Linked DNA regions of Mus musculus: region 1 is linked to region 2. Evidence: chromatin contacts called from ENCODE Hi-C data. All regions are on one chromosome and are shown on one strand. Each heading gives the region's core, a stretch centred on a gene start or an enhancer-like site at or near the end of the contact. The rest is flanking DNA. Distances are from core to core; before and after follow the strand shown.

The links. A loop is a pair of places that touch in the nucleus more often than their neighbours do.
Region 1: a map of v-Abl transformed pro-B cells shows a loop between it and region 2 (3-fold over the local background). The contact joins two enhancer-like sites. A Hi-C loop is called at or near these places in 3 of 37 maps with a recorded cell type or tissue (left cerebral cortex and v-Abl transformed pro-B cells).

The regions. Positions count from the first base shown.
Region 1 is chr8:120,069,158-120,075,181 of GRCm38, forward strand. No RefSeq gene overlaps it. Among named protein-coding and RNA genes, the nearest start is that of Zdhhc7, 29 kb to the right of the region's middle. Within about 2 kb of position 3,239, at least 1 of the 3 ENCODE cell types and tissues checked has a DNase peak (open chromatin) inside an H3K27ac peak, as active enhancers do.
Region 2 is chr8:119,676,992-119,683,303 of GRCm38, forward strand. It overlaps Wfdc1 (WAP four-disulfide core domain 1), which reads left to right. Exons shown (of 7, transcript NM_023395.2): 2 at 2,277-2,466; 3 at 3,164-3,247; 4 at 4,041-4,181. Among named protein-coding and RNA genes, the nearest start is that of Gm32352, 9.2 kb to the left of the region's middle. Within about 2 kb of position 2,465, at least 1 of the 3 ENCODE cell types and tissues checked has a DNase peak (open chromatin) inside an H3K27ac peak, as active enhancers do.

The DNA.
Region 1 (6,024 bases), core at 1,989-4,488, 390 kb after region 2:
TGGGGTGAGGATGCTGAGGTGGGGGTTCTGGGGTGGGGATGCTGAGGTTGGGTGCTGAGGTGGGGTTTCTGGGGTGGGGATGCTGAGGTGGGGGTGCTGAGGTGGGGATGCTGAGGTTGGGTGCTGAGGTGGGGTACTGAGGGGGGTGCTGAGGTGGGGTTTCTGGGGTGGAAATGCTGAGGTGGGGGTGCTAAGATGGGGATGCTGAGGTGGGGTGCTGAGGTGGGGTGCTGAGGTGGGGTTTCTGGGGTGGGGATGCTGAGGTGGGGGTGCTGAGGTGGGGTATTGAGGGGGGTGCTGAGGCGAGATGCTGAGGTGGGGTTCCTGGGGTGGCGATGCTGAGGCTGGGGTGCTGAGGCGGGGTACTGAGGGGGGGTGCTGAGGCGAGATGCTGAGGCGGGATGCTGAGGTGGGGTTTCTGGGGTGGGGATGCTGAGGTGGGGTGCTAAGATGGGGATGCTGAGGTGGGGTGCTGAGGTGGGGGTTCTGGGGTAGGGATGCTGAGGTGGGGATACTGAGGCTGGGGTGTTGATGTGTAGATGCTGAGATGGAGATTGTTGGATAGAGAAATCTGAGTGACTCAGTGCTACTGAAGTCAGTGCAGACCAAGTTCGGTCTTCAACCGGATTCTTATCCCATCATCCTCCATAAAGGAAGAGCAGACAGTGAAGGGTACAAATGGCAAGCACTTTGATTGTCAGTTCAACCAGACTGGCCATTTTGAATTTAAATAAAACTGTACTGGCTAGTTTTGTGTCAACTTGGCACAGCTGGAGTTATCACAGAGAAAGGAGCTTCAGTTGAGGAGATGCCTCCATGAGATCCAGCTGTAAGGCATTTTCTCAACTAGTGATCAAGGGGGAAAGGCCCCTTGTGGGTGGGACCATCTCTGGGCTGGTAGTCTTGGTTCTATAAGAGAGCAGGCTGAGCAAGCCAGGTGAGGCAAGCCAGTAAAGAACATCCCTCCATGGCCTCTGCATCAGCTCCTGCTTCCTGACCTGCTTGAGTTCCAGTCTTGACTTCCTTTGGTGATGAACAGCAGTATGGAAGTGTAAGCCGAATAAACCCTTTCCTCCCCAACTTGCTTCTTGGTCATGATGTTTGTGCAGGAATAGAAACCCTGACTAAGACAAAAACCATGTGAACTCTCAGTGGGATGCTAGCTAAGAGCGGTTCCTGGCTGCCTTGCTTACAAGTGCTGTATCTTGGGCAGGTGCAACATCCAAGGTCCATAGGACAACAAACAAAACCAACCCCTCCAGAAACACACACACACAAAAGAAAAGAAAAAAGAAAAGAAAAGAAAAGAAAAGAAGAGAAAAAGGCTGGTGGAAGGCAACAATGGCTACCTTGTAAAACTAGATCTGCCCGCTCACTGGGAGGCATGCAAGTACGGCAAGCTTCTTAGCCTCAGTTTTAAAAAAGAAAAGAAAAGGTTCTTAAGTTTGGTGCATGCTGTCCTGTACACCCAGCACAGCTTTCCCTCTGTCCTGTATACCCAGCACAACTTTCCCTCTGTCCCGCATACCCAGCACAGATTTCCCTCTGTCCTGTATACCCAGCACAACTTTCCCTCTGTCCCGCATACCCAGCACAGCTTTCCCTCTGTCCTGTACATCCAGCACAGCGTTCCCCAGCCTCTCACCTCACTGTCCATCTCCTGACTTCCCTGGCCATCTTCAAATGCCACCGAGGCCCCTAACAGAGGAGGTACATACCCATTGCCCTTCCTCCATTGCCTCAGTTAAGCCCCTGCTTCTTGTGTCTCCAGGAAAATAGTGTGCATGAGAGGTCATCTCCAAACCCTTCAATCACCCATTTGTATTTGTTAATTTATTACATTTTTTATATTAAATGATCAATTGATGTAATAAAGTTATTAGTTCTTAGATGAATAAAAATGTTTTCTATAAGTCAGTATCATCTTGCACAGATGGAAACACACACTGGCAGTCTGGCACTTGGGAGGTAGAGGCAGGAGGAACAGGACTTCAAGGCCAGCCTCAGCTACATGAGGGCTACAAGAGACTGTCTCAAAATAACAAAACAGAAAAAAAACCAATAGATCAAAATTATCTTCTTAATGAGTATCTAATAGTGGCTTCCCAGACACTGTGTCAAGCATGGTAGGAACACAAACCTGTACAGTGACTGGCAGGCTCTGTCCCCTTGACCTCTGTGGGCCCAACATGAGCTTGGTGTTATAGCAGCTCCAGCTGTCCTTAGACCATGATACCAAGCAGCCTTCCTCAGCCCAGGATCCTGGGCCCCATACCTCACTATTCCTGCCTCAGGCAGAAAGTGGGGTGTCACCTGGAAACACCCCCAAACTTGCCCACTCTCTGTGGCTGAGACAGTAAGTATCTGTAGGTCCTGTGTTCTTCTCCAGGTTGAGGACAGGCCAGGAGAGGACATGACACCCACCCATGTGACTTCACTGGGGGTGTTTTGAGAGACTCCATCTGGGCTGATCTTCAAAGTAAAACCTAAAGGAAACCTGGTGCCCCGTGGGCAAGCAGACACTGTACATAAGAGCCCCATGCCTGCTGAAAGCCAGTGTTGCTACCACACAGAACACGGAGGTAGCTGAGGAGAAAAGACTCTAGGTTAGCATTTCTAAATTTCTACTCCTTCCCCCCAACTTCCCAACCCCAAGCTAGGGAAGGCTTCTCCAAGGGCTGGGACAATGTAGTTTTGAACCCCGCCCTCTGGTGGCTGTATGTGGTAGTGCACCCTCAACGCTGGCTGTATTGGGCCATAGGAAGGCTGCCTGCATGGGGACTGACTGGCCTTCACCACTATGATACTGTCACAGAGATGCTGTCACAGGGATGGCAGGTGAGCAAGGCTCACAGAGGCAGCCTCTGCACAAAGGCAACACCTGCACCTTACCTGCAGAGAGAACTGAGAGAACTGCGCCAATCTACTCTCCGGGCAGCCTGTACTCCTCAGCTGCCCTGAGCATTCCCAGACAGACAGAAGGCCTGGCTGCTCTGCCCTCTGAAGTTGAGCAAGGGATGAGTGGAATGTAATTACCTTCCCAAGCCGTTCTGGAGAGGTTATGAGCCTCGGACTTTAGACACATGTGTATGGTTTATGTCCAGACAGACAAATGAAGAAGCGGTTGAGCTCTCCACCTAACAGGAGGGCAACCTGCCTCTTAGCCACCCCAGGCCCTGCTGACCCTCCCTCTTATAGGCAGGCCTGGCTCTGTCTGAAGTCGCAAATGCTTATCGCTGCTTGAGAGAGGGAGGCATTAGTCACGCTTTGGCATGTCCTCAAAGCCCGGCTTCAAGCAAAAGATCTCTATCTGCCGCTCTGCTGCCCCAGAGACCTGGAACTGGAACCAGTCCGACCTTCTGTAAAGCTAGGCAGGCGGGCTTGGATATAGATCCAAGACCTAGTTCCTTTGATGCCAGGACCTGGTCTACTTCCCCTCCTACCCTCAGTGTCCTCTGTGGTGAAGGTTTAAGAGACTCCACGACTTCCCCTGCATCCCTCCTAGGAGTACCAAAGGGATACACATCCGTCCTCGTGCACAAGGGAGTCAGACAGACATGCTGGTACTGGATAGGGGGACAAATGGGTTGCTACCACACTGCACTCTCAAGAACAGATGTGCTGGGGGCTGTAGCCAGGACAGGGTGACAGGCTAGGCTCTTTCCCAAGCTGACCCCGACGGTCCTAAACCAGGGTCAAGTCACCCCACCCAGCCAGCAGGATACCCAAGGGCCTCTGGGTTTGACAGAAGAAAACAACCCAGAAAAAGGAACCTATAAGAGCCATGCTGGTGGGCAGCGGAAGGCCTAGGGCTGCCTGGAGTTGAGGAGAGGGAGAGGGCGGGGCCTGTGGAAATTTCCCTGGACTGTGCACTGGGAAGTAGGGGTTTGGCAGGCCTGCCTGTTTCCTCGGCCGCACAAGGTTTCACTGGATAGAATCAGAAACAGCAGGAAGGTGGAAATGGCTGGGAACACTGGCTTTGGTGAGAGCCTCTGCTTCTAGAAGAAATGCCAAAGGCCAGCAGGCTTCCATTCTGTTTACCTGCGGTTGGCAGAGAACGGCAGACCCCAGAAGTTCTGACCCTAACTCCTCAAACCTGGGCTCTCAGAACCAACTAGCCAAGGGACCTTCACACATGTGATGAGGGGGTGGGAGGGGGGAGCAGCCCAGGCTGCCAGGTGGGTTTCATAAAACGCCCAAGGCCTTCCTGTGGGAGAGCCTCTTCACCAGCCGTGGTCAGAGGGTATGGGACGAAGAACGGCAGAGAGGAAGGAGGTAGCTTGCTCGATGGTGGAGGCAGGCAAGACTCAAGGGCCCAGGAATATAGGTAGTGTGTACGCTGGGGCAGGGAAGCACAGGGCTTCCAGCAGAAATGGGCCCTACCCATACCCAGGAAGTCAGCCCTGGGGTGATGTGCTGGACCCTGAGTCTGAGCACTGGTGGTTACATGGTCATGGGCTTTCCCTACATTGATGACAGCAAACTCAACCACAGCTCCCTGGTGCCGGTCCTGCGATGCCGGCCTCACCCTTGAGAACACCAAGTCTCTGGGAGATGGGCTGATCCATCTAGCAAGCTTGAGGAGGTGGGAACCCTGAGCCACTGAACCCCACTGCTCTGAGAAAAAGGGGGTTCACTGCCCTGCTAGGACAGAAGTGGGTAAGTGCTGACCTGGAGCATTCGGTCAAGGCGCCTCTGTCCTGTCCTCTTGTCCGTCCCAAGCCTCACCTGAGCCTTGGAATGAGGAGGGCTGTGGGTTAATGGCAGCTTTCTGTCACTGTGACAAAATGCCCAAGGAAAACAGTCCACAGGAAAAAAGGCTTATTTGGCCAGGAATGAGGGTCAGGGTGCCTTTAATTCTAGGGCTTGGGGAGTATTTGGTGGCTCTCTGAGTATGAGGTCAGTTTGGTCTACACAGTGAGTTCCAGACCATGGAGGGATACCTGACGAGACCCTGTCTGAAAATACATAAGTACAACTGATTTGGGCTCCTGCTTCAGAGGGTTGGCCCAGCAGCAGCTTGGGCAGAGTGTGAGAGAGTTGAGCACCAGGCCTCGTGGCAGCTCAGGACACACGTGGAAAGGCTGGACACAACGGCACCCCTTCCAACTAAGACCCACTTAAAGGTCATGGGATCAGATTATAGGCACTTCCCTGGAGCCCCAGTCTGAAGGCTGCAGTGAAGACCAAGCCTGAAGCGTAGCAGCCTACGGCAGGCATTCCTCGGGCACTGACGGTGGAACTGAGTGTCTTCTCCAGGGGATGACAATGTTTTGTGCTGTCATTTCATCTTTATCTTATGTTTGGATTTTCAAGGCAGGGTTTCTCTGCGCAGCCCTGGCTGTCCTGAAACTCACTCTGTAGACCAGGCTGGACGAGAACTCAGAGATCCATCTACCTCTGTCTCCCGAGTGCTGGGATTGAAGGTGTATGCCACCACCGATGGTGGTCATTTTTTTTTTCCCTTAAAACTTATTTTTATGTGCATGAGAGTTTTCTTGGCACACGTGCCTGGTGCCTGCAGAGACCAGAAGAGGGTGCTGGATTCCCTGGAACTGAAGTGAGCCTCCACGTGGGTGCTGGAAATTGAACTTTGGCCTTCGAGAAAAGCATCTAAGAGAGATGGCTCTTAGCTGATGAGCCATCTCTCTAGCCCCTGCTCCCTAGGTTATCACTTTAAAATGGCTGCTCTTATACCATGTGAACTTCACTCCAGTTATTTAAAAAAACAAACATGCTGAGACCTCCTGTCCTGGGAGATTCTGTCTAGGGACAACAGGACAGGGAAGCTATGATCTAGATCCCTCAATTGCAGATCTTAGTGACCAAGGGGAGGTACTAACACTTTGGGGGCAGATCAGGGTCTCGATCACCATTGTCCAGCCTGAGCCAGAGGTGACTGGGGTCACATGGGGACTGCCACGCCTCGTTCCTCGGCTGTGTGAGGATGGGGAGGAAGGTAGAAATGGAAAAGTACCTCTGCTCCCGAGGAGGAACCGGGCAGGGCTGTGGTTTGAGATCTAC
Region 2 (6,312 bases), core at 1,215-3,714:
GGCCATCACAAGCCTCAGGGAAGTCCAGTTGTGATTTCAGCTAGGAAGGAAGCACCTGGGAGGTGAGAGAGGACCATGAGCTCAAGATTATTCCTAACGCCACAGCAAGTTCAAGGCCGGCGGGATGCATGAAACCCTGTATATAAAAATGAACTGGGAAAGATCATAAATCTATTTCCAAGTGTGGAGCAGTGTTGCTATCTTGACACATGGCCTTCCCATCTTCATCCCTCCCCAAACATGATGCACATACACACATACACTAAACACGTATGTTCTGATTAATATGTATATACATAGTCAAGACCTGACTGCCTAAGTCACTGTGTGTGTGTGTGTGTGTGTGTGTGTTTGTGTTATGAGACAGGATTTCTCTGTGTAGCTTTGGCTGTCCCAGAACTCACTCTGTAAACCAGGCTGGCCTTGAACTCACAGATCTGCCAGCAAGCCTCCTGAGTGCTGGGATTAAAGGCGTGCAATATATATATATATATGTATATACACACACACATATACATATATGTGTGTGTGTTTGTGCGTGCATGCACGTGCATGGGTATCTTGCTTGTATATCTGCACATGCTGGCACTCACAGAGGTGAAAAGATGGACTCATATCCTTTGGAACTAGAGTTACAGATGGCTGTGAGCTGCCAGGAGGATGCTGGGAACTGTGCTCTTAACCCCTGGGCCATCTCTCCAGCTCCGTGTCACTCCTTGCAGGTAGATAGTCAGATTTTTAAAAAACATTTACTTTTGGGCGTAATAACACACACACACATGTGGAGATGAGAGGAACTGTGTCAGGATCTCTGTCTACCGTGTGGGTCAAACTAATCATAGGCTAGGCAGCCAGCACCTTTACCCTCGAATCCATCTTTTTTTTTTTTTAATTTTCTTCTTTTTTAAAATTAATTAATTAATTTTATATATGTGAGTACACTGTCGCTGTCTTCAGACACACCAGAAGAGGGCATCAAATCCCATTCCAGATGGTTGTGAGCCACCGTGTAGCTGCTGGGAATTGAACTCAGCACCTCTGGAAGAGCAGCAGGTTCTCTTAAACGCTGAGCCATCTCTGCAGTCCCCCACCAGCTGTCTTAGTTAAGGTCACTACTGCTGCGATGAAATACCGTGACCAAAGCCACTTGGAGAGGAAAGGGTTTATTTTGCACACAGTTCCATACAAGGAACGGTTCATCATCCAAAACAGCGAGGGCAGGAACCTGGAGGCAGGAGCTGCTGCAGAGGCCACGGAGGGGTGCTGCTTACAGGATTGCTTTACTCTTAGAATCCAGGACCTCCAGTGCAGGGATGGCACCGCCCACATTGGGCGGGGCCCTCTTCCATCAATCACTAGTTAAGAAAACACTCTACGGAGCTGGCCCACAGCACAGCCCGATCTGGTGGAGGCATTCCCTTAACCAAGGTTTCCTCTCTTCAGGTTACTATATTTTATGTCAAGTCAGATATATACGTGCCCAGTACACCAGCTCTGTCAGTCTGGTGTTTGCCACATCACTTGAAGGAAACATGACAGTGTCCGAGGGTTCAGTCCATAGTTGGCTGGCTCCGTGGCCATGGGCCTTGGCAAGGCAGAACATCCTGGCAGTGGGAATGTGAAGTCGGACAAGGTTGCTTACGTCATGTCAGTGAGGACGCTGGGGACAGGAAGGGACCGAGTATCTCCTTCACAGGCATAGGTGGGCCCATGACGTACTCCCTCCAACAACACCCTCCCCCCTAAAGTTTCCGCCACCCTCCCTGAACAGCGCCACCTTCTGGCCATCAAGTGTTCTACTTGTGAGATGTATCCAAGATGGTGTAAACACGTTCTCTTGTGTATGATGTATGAATTCTCAGAGATCCCGATACATGGATGTACCATAAACAAAACTATGTTCCTATAGAAATGTACACGTACATGTATCTGCATGTTTGTTTACATGTATATACATGTATATGCAGATATATGAAGACAGATGAGAGCTGTCTCATAGCGGGTCATACTTTGCATGCAGACTGCTGTCCAGGCACACACTCCAAAACTGCCTTCCTTCTATAGCTCGCTCCTCCCTCCCTCCCTCCCTCCCTCCCTCCCTCCCTCCCTCCCTCCCTTCCTCTCTCCCTCCCTCTTGAAGCCATCTCTTTGAGGACTCGCAGAGAAAGAGCAAGTCAAACCCAGACCTTCCCCACTCTTTGCCTAGATAACTGTTTTCCCAGGGAGGAGGCTCAGGCTGAAAGCCTAGGTCAACGCCCTTTCACTATGTTCCACAGGCTGAAGAGGTTGCAGCGACAGGCTCCCGGCAGCCCCATGCAGACCGCTGCCCACCACCGCCAAGGACACTGCCCCCGGGTGCCTGTCAGGCCACACGCTGCCAGGCTGACTCTGAGTGCCCACGACACAGGCGCTGCTGCTACAATGGCTGTGCCTATGCCTGCCTGGAGGCGGTGCCACCTCCGCCAGGTAAGCTGAGCCAGGGTCAGGGGGTTGGAGGTCGGGTGGGCCCAACGCTGACCTAGGGAAGAGAAAGAGCTGAGCTGTATTTGTGCTGAGCTACCCGCTACCTAGGCTGGGTGTTCACCTGCAGGCTTCAGATATCCCGGCAGCTCCTGCTAGGTGCAGCTGCCTCACCTGTATGCACGGAGTCCCCAGCATGGACTGTACCCATTTAGGAACACCATGTCACCTCCATACAATCCCACCCTTTGAAGGGCAGTCCAACCTATAGGATGGCTCAGCCCATAGAAGAGTAAGGGATAAGAGGCTAAGGGTACCAACTCCCTACGGTCAAAGGAGAGAAAACACGCATCTAAGATATCACCTGACCTTCCACATGCACACACACACACACACACACACACACACACACACACACACTGAAAATAAAATTCAATATACATGTGTACCTGTATATCCAGGGTGGGACACAGCTCAGTTGGTAGCCTGCTTATACTCTGCCTTAGCACTTGGCCTATGGGGTTGGGAGACAGGAGGATAAGGGTGTCCCGGACGCTGCAGGCCTGTGGTGTGTCCTATAGGGCAGTGTGTGGGGAGCCATCTTCACCTCTTCTATGGGATGACACACCTCTCCCCACCCAGGGCTGGTCACATGACCCCACCCCAGGAAGACCTCCCTCCCTCTCACCTAGTTCTCTGTCAGTTCTAGACTGGCTGGTGCAGCCCAAACCACGATGGCTGGGTGGCAACGGCTGGCTGCTGGACGGTCCTGAGGAAGTGTTACAAGGTACCTGCCCCTGGGCATGCCAGGTCCCCAGATCAGAACCAGCCTTTCTCACTAGACTGTCCATGGGCCACAAGGATGCTGGCTGGGAGCCCAGTCTGGTTCCTATAGCTTGTGCAGAGAAAGAGTGAGGCTTTCCCTGACAGTGGGCCTCCTTCCTGGGTAGAGAATGAGAAGGAAGAGGGTCTGGGACCCCTAAAGTCTTAAAGGGCCTTGTGGCCACCTCTGGAGAAAGGTTCCTTATGTGGATAGAAAGTGAAGGATGTTTCTTAAAGGAACCACATACGGGCCTGAGGTTTCCTGGGGACAGTGTACTTGTGTCTGTGCATCTGGGCATGTGGCTTTGCACGCCCTCATGCGGACCATGTTGGTCAGGGTATGCTACTATGCACACACCCGTTCTTGTGGCTGTGGATGAACATATGTGTGTCTGTGGATAAGCACGTGTGTGTGAAAGCATGTGTATATATAGGTGTTGATTGTGGGTGGTTGTAGTGCGTACACATGTGTCTGTAGCTGTGTGTGCGTGTTTCAGGTATGCCAGTGTACACGCATTCACATGTTGTTCTCTGTACGATGGTGCATTTAGGGTGCTGCGACTGTGTGCGCGTGCAGGCGTGCTGATGGGAGGTGGCCTCTCTGGGTGCACATGTGTGTATAAACGTGGCTTGATGTCAGAGTGTGCATGTGTGCGCTGTGTGAGAGGCACAGCACCGTCTAGCATCTGGATGGGGGTGGAAACTGGCCTTTCTGGATGGGGTGTACTGTCTGAGACCTGGCCTGTGTCCCTCCACAGCAGAGACTTGCAGCACCACTGAGGATGGGGCAGAGCCACTCCTCTGTCCCTCAGGCTATGAGTGCCATATCCTGCAGCCAGGGGACGAAGCCCAGGGCATACCCAACCATGGACAGTGTGTTAAGCAACGCCGGCAAGCAGGTGAGCGCTGCTGGTCCAAACTGCCCTGGACCGGCCCCAACCCCATTGCCAGAGAACACCTTGTCACCCAAGACTGGCTCAGAGTCCTTGAGCCTCACTTCCTGTCCCTCTGTGCTCTGCTCCCTCCTGTAACTCCAGCTCTGCCTGTGTCTGCTACCTGGGTGGCTTTGGGGTCGATTTCTTTGCCTCTCTGAGCCTCAGTTTCTTCCCCTGTAAAATGGGACCACTTCCTGTTGTCATAGGGTCAGGGGAAAACATGCAGAGTTCTGGGAGTGGAGCCAGGCAGGCACAGGTGTTGGGCGACACCAGATCTTGTGTATCCATCTCTAGATCAGTCTTTAACCCCTTAGACTTGAATTTCTAAAATCTATTATTGTGTATGGAGTATGATGAGGGAAGAGCAAGCAGGTGCTCCGAGGCCCACGTGTGCTCTGTGGCCAACTTTGGGGAGTCCCTCCTCTCCCTTCAGCTTCTCATGGGCTCTGGAACTGGAACTCAGATCATCAGGCTGGGGCGCACTGCAGACACCTTTACCTGGTGATCCATCCAAGAGACACAAACCTCACAGTTTGAATTATCTGAGAATCCTTGCTTAGATGGCAGTGGGTTATCATTAACAGGTGTCACTGGAGGTCGTGGGTAAAGCAGTGAATGGCAAGGTCCAGCCTGTGTGAAATGGGCTGAGAGCAGAGTGGTCAAGCTGCTAATTGAGGTTCTATAGGGAACAGCCAGGTTAACACACACACACAAGACCATCATGGCTCTGCACGGAGTAGCGTCTTCCCATTTATCAATGCCAGTCCCTAGATACCAGGTGATGGAGAGGGGGGTGGACCTGCAGATATATAACCCCCGAAGCAGGCAGCCATCTAGTGCTGCAGGATAGAGGGATGCCTTCCATGAGAAACCCTGGCATCCCTAGGGATGCTTCATACATCGGAAACCCCCCATCCCTGACTCTTTCTCACAAGGTCTCATGTAGCCCAGGCTGGCCCAGACCCTCTACTTATTGTAGCTAAGGATGGCCTTAGACTTCTGATTCTTCTGCCCTCACCTGCTGGGATTACAGGCCTATAATACCATAAGCCACCATGCTGAGTTTATATACAAGGCGATAGAGCACAGGGCTTTGTGCATTGAGGCAACACTCTGCCAGCTGAGCTGTACCCCAGCTCCAGGATGGCCTTTCTGGTCTCCTGATCTTGCTCATTTGATTCTATGATTTCTCAGACCAGTTCAGACAAGTTCTAGAGAGTCTGAATCCAAATGGACTCATTTCCTAAGGAAGCTAAGCATGGAGAATGGGCTCTTCAACAAGACCACACCACGGATGCCCAAAATCAAGAATGAAATGCAATGGAGACAAGTCTGCAGCCCAGAACATCAGAAACCACTCACAGCCTGCTGCTTCCTTCCTGGGTGCCCTCGCTCTCTCACTAGACTTTCTTAGTCTCAGTTTTTCTATCTGTAAAATGGGCTTTGGGGTACTGATTACTGCATGGGCAGATTCTAAGGCTTGAATCGATGTCTGTGGGGTGCTTATGTCTCACCGGACACACAGCAGCTCTGCAGTGAGTGTGAGCCACCTCTGGCCCTGGCACATCAGGTCAGGATCCTGCCCAACCATGAGCTGCACAGGCACCTGTGTGTGCATGCCCGAGTGTGCTCTGCGTGCCTCCTCGCCCGCAGGAACACCTCCAGACCCCCAGATGGAAATGAATTCTTCCCGTCTTGACCTCAGGGCTGTCACTTAGAAATAATTGCTGATAATTATATCTGAGTTTGGAAACATCTTAAAGCCCCTCAACTTCCCTTAGGACAAAGCTCTCAGTAGAGTACAAGAACACATGTCATGGTAACTGAGAGACACTGTTACAAGAGACATAGTTTTTTTAAACCACATATTCAGAGTAACCTCAGGAATATGGAAGAGCTTCAGGAACATAACTGGGGCCACCATCGAGGCCCAGCACTATTAAAACAATTCTCCCCCCCCCCATAGAAATGAGCTACTGGGGTCATTTGAGAATTTATTGCTAGGGCTAGAGAGATGGGTGAGAACCCTTGTGGAGCAAGGATAGGGACCTGAGTCTACATTTTTAAAAACATGCTGGGTGTGGCCAGGTGTGAT